2 separate regions of the Homo sapiens genome follow, and region 2 is linked to region 1. Evidence: read pairs that join two places in POLR2A ChIA-PET (ENCODE). Cell type or tissue: B cell. All regions are shown on one strand. Each heading gives the region's core, and the rest is flanking DNA. Links, peaks and the distances in the headings are about the cores only. Region 1 overlaps RAD23B (RAD23 nucleotide excision repair protein B). Region 2 has its middle 23 kb from the start of RAD23B.

The links. Peaks named below come from ENCODE experiments on the same cell type or tissue, not always from the same donor. Only the 100,000 strongest peaks of a DNase experiment are listed, where the experiment ranks them.
Region 2: POLR2A ChIA-PET joins it to region 1 with 8 read pairs; 8 of 35 experiments call an interaction of 5 or more read pairs at or near these places.

Annotation. Positions count from the first base shown.
Region 1 is chr9:107,315,633-107,318,551 of GRCh38, reverse strand. The region is part of intron 5 of RAD23B (RAD23 nucleotide excision repair protein B); the gene reads right to left. Among named protein-coding and RNA genes, the nearest start is that of RAD23B, 34 kb to the right of the region's middle. In B cell, for the core only: no CTCF peak of the experiment used is centred there; a DNase peak (open chromatin) is centred at 1,262; H3K27ac peaks cover 598 bases.
Region 2 is chr9:107,259,305-107,262,223 of GRCh38, reverse strand. No RefSeq gene overlaps it. Among named protein-coding and RNA genes, the nearest start is that of RAD23B, 23 kb to the left of the region's middle. In B cell, for the core only: no CTCF peak of the experiment used is centred there; DNase peaks (open chromatin) are centred at 893 and 1,583; H3K4me3 peaks cover 1,100 bases; H3K27ac peaks cover 504 bases.

The DNA of each region.
Region 1 (2,919 bases), core at 124-2,623:
AATAGGTTACAAGGCAAAGGGAAATTGCGGTTATAGATAAAATTAAGGTTGCTAATCAGCTGACTTTAAGACAGAGACCTCATTCTGGATTATCCAGGTGGGTCCAGTGTAATGACATGAATCCTTAATAGTAGTAGGAGGAGGCAGATGAGAGGGTCAGAGAAACAGGTGTGAGGAGGAGGAGACAAAACCAGGATGAGAGATGTTATGCTGTTGCCTTTGAAGATGCAGAAAGGGGCTACCAGCCAAGGTATGGTAGGACAGGATCAGGAAAAAAATTCTTCCCCGGAGTCTCCAAAAAGGAATGCCGGCTCCCTGATTTTAGTACAGTGAGCCCTGTGTCACACTTCTAACCTACAGTACTAGAAGACAGTTAATCTGTGTTGTTCTACACCAATAAGTTTGTGGTAACTTACTACAGTAGCAACAGGAAACTCATATAATATGTTTCAGAGTACAATAGAAAAATGAGGTATGAAGGTAAGGGAGAATTAGCAGGAGGTCAGGGAAGGCAACTGGTAAGAAGAGACACCAAATTCTGAAAACATGCTGGGGAAGGGATGGTATTTCAAACCATCAACTCCGATGGAACAAGTTCACAGTTTCCCTTTGATACCTTATATAACTGAAACGGGGGAAAGAGAGGTTAGGAGCTAGAAAGTTAAAATCTTGTACACTATACAAAGTTGGTAAAATGCCCAAAGCGCTAATATTCCAAGTCACTTCTTACAGACTCCTATGCTCCCTCCTCTCAATACAGACAACACTCTGAATAAATGAAACCTATTTTCCTCATAAACTTACCTCACTTAAAACTATCCTTTCTTCTGCTTGTGTTCTGGGGACCATTACCTTTATTGTTGCCTCACACTCAAACCAAACTGGATTTGGTTATCCTCCCTCTTCTCCACCAACATCTTTACCCCTCTGTGTAATTATCCTGGGTCAGTAGTTAACTATGTCCTATATTTCACTCTAAAACAAAAACACACCTCCCACCTTTGACTTCATCCTAATTCCTCTTTGAGGAACCATCTGCTGTCTTCTCATCACAGCCATAGCTATTGAACATGTGTCCACTTTCTCACATTCCACTCATTCCTCAACTAATTGCAATTCAGATTTCCCTCTCAAATGTGTCCCACCATTGTCTGTCTGCTCTCTTTAAACAAATGGCACCTCTATTTACCTAAGCACTTGGACAAAAACCCTGGTGATTTCAGTTCCTTTTCCTCTTCCTTCCACACCTCACTTACCAGCATACCTGGTAGGTCCTATCTCTAAATTACACCCCAAACCCATCTCTTCATTCTCTACTGTCATCACTGAAGACAAGCCCACAACAGTCTCTAGATGGGATTACACCCTGTTTCCAACTCTTGTCTCCATATCTATAATCTGTTCTTCAGCCAGTTGCAAAAGTCAAGTAAACACACACACACACACACACACACACGCACGCGTGTGCGCAAAACCCCTCATTTTATTTCTGGCTCCCAGCCCTCAACAATCCTCCACCCACCACACTCATCTTCCCGGTGTTACTTCAGCAGGCCACACCTTTTCCTGCCCCAGGGCCTTTACACAACACCAGCCATCTTAGATGGCCAGTTCCTTCAACATGCTTCAGTTCCATATTTAAAAGGCATTGCCTAGTCATCCTAGGTAGCCTTCTGTTTTTTCTTTAGGGAAGCCCTTTGTGTTAATATCACTTATCTTTTTTTTTTTTTAATGTTTCATTATTTTTTTCTTGCCCCAACTGAATGCAAGTTTGACTGTGCAGGAAACCATGTCATTCTGCATGTTTCCCTGATACACAGCTGAAACCGAGTATCTGTTGAATAATTTTTTTCTGCAGAATTTTCAAAAATAAAGGTGTTTAATAGCTAAAAACCCCCAAATATCACAAACAGATTAAGCATTTGATATCTTGCTTAAAATAATGACTTTCCTTTTCCCATCCCATAAAACAATAAATTTTAATTATTTATTTTCTTATCTACTGATATAATTCGAGCACAAAGCAACTCAAGTAGCAATACATGTTCAGTAACCTAATTCCCAGATACAGAAATCAGTATCAATACAAACGAAATTACGAGCTACAAAAAATCAGAACTGCACTATTTTAACATGGTGTTTCTCATTTAGTTCTCTCTCACTACTTCATAAGAAAGGTTTAATTTCAACTCCTTTAAAAGATGAGGAGGGTACAGCTTGGAGAGATTAATAATTTGGTAAAGACTAGGTATGGTGGCTCACGCCTGTAATCCCAGCACTTGGGAGGCCGAGGCGGGCAGATCACGAGATCAGGAGATCGAGACCATCCTGGCCAACATGGTGAAACCCCGCCTCTACTAAAAATACAAAAAAAATTAGCTGGGCATGGTGGCACGTGCCTGTAGTCCCACCTACTCAGGAGGCTGAGGCAGGAGAATTGCTTGAACCCCGGAGGCGGAGATTGCAGTGAGCCAAGATCACGCCACTGCACTCCAGTCTGGCGACAGAGCAAGACTGTCTCCAAAAAAAAAAAAAATTCGTAAAAGTATTAAGTCATGGTGCAGAGATACAAACACAGGCTGACAGTCAAGAGTCTCCACACCTAATCATTACACTATGACTCCTAAAATCATGTTTCCTAGTTAAATTATACAATCTCAAAAAAATACCCATAAGCAATGTGATACTTTTTAGATCTTAAAAGTCCAAAGGCAAATGACTTGTAAAAAGAACTAGAGAGGCCAGCACAGTGGCTCGCACCTGTAATCCCAGCACTCTGGGAGGCCGAGGCAGGCGGATCACCTAAGATCAGGAGTTCGAGACCAGCCTGGCCAACATGGTGAAACCCCGTATCTACTAAAAATACAAAAATTATCTGGGCATGGTGGCAGGCGCCTGTAATCCCAGCTACTTGGAAGG
Region 2 (2,919 bases), core at 144-2,643, 56 kb after region 1:
CATTTTTATTACATTTAATAACTATTCCTATTTTAAGGCTCCCTGAGGACAACACTGCCTTAAAATCCTTTATACCCCTATAGTTCCATAAATTTAATAAGAGCTTAATGTACTTTTAAAAAAAAGAATGCTTTATGATTACTGATCATTGAATCAAATTGAAAATATTAGTCACTCTGTACCTTGATTATAGGACCCAGCATATAAGGGATTTTTTTAAATGTTTATTGAATTAAAGAATTGAATATATTCTTATTCTGAGAGATTTTATTTTCAAAGAAAACCATATTTTTTCAATTAAGTGATGTTGACAGGATTAGAAAATGAGATTATTGTATATGTTGTATTACACAATGCACATAGTAAAAAGAGAATAACACAAATACCAAAAAATAATTTCTACAGCCATTTTCAAAACAAATACTGGATTCCCACTTTAAGATGGTGAATTAAAACTGAGTTCATTTTTTTCTCCTCTAAATCTTTTTGAAGTAATTTCAAAAAACGTCCCAAAACACAACAGCTTTGGAAACCAAAACAAAGTGATGTGATAGTTATACAAAAATGATCCCAGTGAACCACGCTTGTTGGTACTTATTCCTCTGTGTAGTCTCCTCCCATATTGCAGGTGGACTTTAATCAATAAAATGCAGTGACAGTGATGCTGTAGCATTTTGGATTTAAGCCTTTAAAAGTCCTGGCACCTTCCTTTTTTGCACTCATGAAAGCGGACCATAATGTATGCATCCAGCTACCACGCTGTAGAAAGTGGTCATGTGTAGAAACCCTGGAGGATGAGATACCCCTAAGGATGAGGAGACAGGCCATGTGGAGAAGCATCAAGTTGCTAGACATGTGAGAGAAGTCATCTTGGATGTCTCCATGCAGCACAGCCTCCAGAGGACTGCCGTCCTAGCTGCTATCTATGACTGCATGAGAGACCAGAAGTGAGACCAGAAGAACAGCTCAGCTAAACTCAGTCAACACAGAGGCTCATAAGATAATAATAAATTGTTGTTTTAAACCACTACGTTTTTGGTAGATTGTACTCAGCTATAGTTCTGAAAGCTATAAAGCATCTGGAAATAGATTGACAGAAAAAAAAGAAAACACGTAAATTTTTCTGTATGAGTTCAAAGAAGAAAATTCCAAGCTCAGAGCCCAGGCACAGCTGTTAGGAGCCAGCCCTGAGGCAATTCACAGAACTAGGGGCTGGGAAGTGAACTGAAGGACTTCAGAAATTGCTAGCCTTCACTGTGCTAGATGTACTTGCTAACTGAAATTTGCCACAGTCAGTTCCTAAGCTGGGAGCTAAGGAGTTCAGTGGGATCAGTGCCCCTTCAGGTTACCATTATACATTGAATGTGTCACCTCCGCAGTTAAATCCCACAGCATCTCTTAGGATCCCAAAGTCAGAGGCTGGAATATTTGACAGTGTCAGGAGTGTGGGTGTGGGCAGAAACATCAAAACAAAGAATTAGGAGAGCTTCATTTATTCTGCTCGAGGGAGTTTCTAAACTGCCTCTAGGGAGGTGAGTAACTGAACCGATTCAAAGAGCAAAGGTTGAGCCTTACTGAGCTTGTTGTTCTCACCAAATAAAGGGGGAAGTGGAAACAAACAAAACCACAAAGGGAGAGATCTTTTAGCCAGTGCAATAATAAGAGCTATCACTTATATGCCATTTACCATGTGTTAAAGGCCACTGTTCCAGTTCACTCACAACCTTATAGAAAACCGTGGTAAAGAGGTTTGTGGTGTATGAATGGCAGCAGCCTGATCTTAGAGTTATAAACACAAGGCGATAAAAGTGACATTTCAAATCAGTGGGAAAAGAATGGATGCTCCAATAATAGCAAGTTCCTAATGCAGAAATTCGGCCAGTTATAGGTGGGTCAAATATTCCAGCTATGAAAAATTAAAATAAAGACAAAGATAAACCATGTGCTATGTTCAATTAATAGAGTGTGATTACAAATCAGTAAAAAAAATTGAGTGCCCTAAACTTGCCAAATTATATGGACAGACAACAAACAAATGAAAAATACAAGTGGTCAATAAATACACATTTGGAAATGCACTCCGTCTGGGTACGGTGGCTCACGCCTATAATCCCAGCACTTTGGGAGGCTGAGGCGGGTGGATCAATTGAGGTCAGGAGTTCAAGACCAGGCTGGCCAACATGGTGAAACCCTATCTCTACTAAAAACACAAAAATTAGTCAGGAGTGGTGGCACACACGTGTAGTCCCACCTACTCAGGAGGCTGAGGCAGGAGAATCGCTTGAATCCAGGAGGTGGAGGTTGCAGTGAGCCAAGATCGTGCCAATGCACTGCAGCCTGGGCAACAGAGTGAGATTCCGCTTCAAAAAAAAAAGAAAAGAAAAGAAAAGAAAAAGCACTCCAAGGCTGAGACTGGAAGATCGCTTAAGTCGGTGAGGTCGAGGCTGCAGTGAGCTATGATCGTCCGATTTCACTCCAGCCTAGGTGACAGAGCGAGATCCTATCTCAAATAGATAAATAGACAAAAAATAAAAAATAAAAAAGCATTCCACTTCACCAGTATTCAAACTCAACAGGAGTGATAACAACATATTAGTTATCACATATGGAACTTACAAGGAAATAATTTGAGGCAATATGCCTTATTAAATATTTAACCTTCATATGAAGTTGGAAAATGCCAAACAAGGTGATGCTGGGACAAAATGGAACAAATTGAATATTGAAAAAGATTATGTGATGAAAGTGACAATCAAATAAAGAAAAGGAAGATTACTTGGTTACATTATATTGGGACCATTAATTAAATGAAAAAAAAATCAGTTGGATTTATATCCTATACCATAGACTAAAATCATTCCAAACAGATGAGGGACTTACGTGTGAAAAATGAAACCTTTAAACAACTAGCAAGAAGTA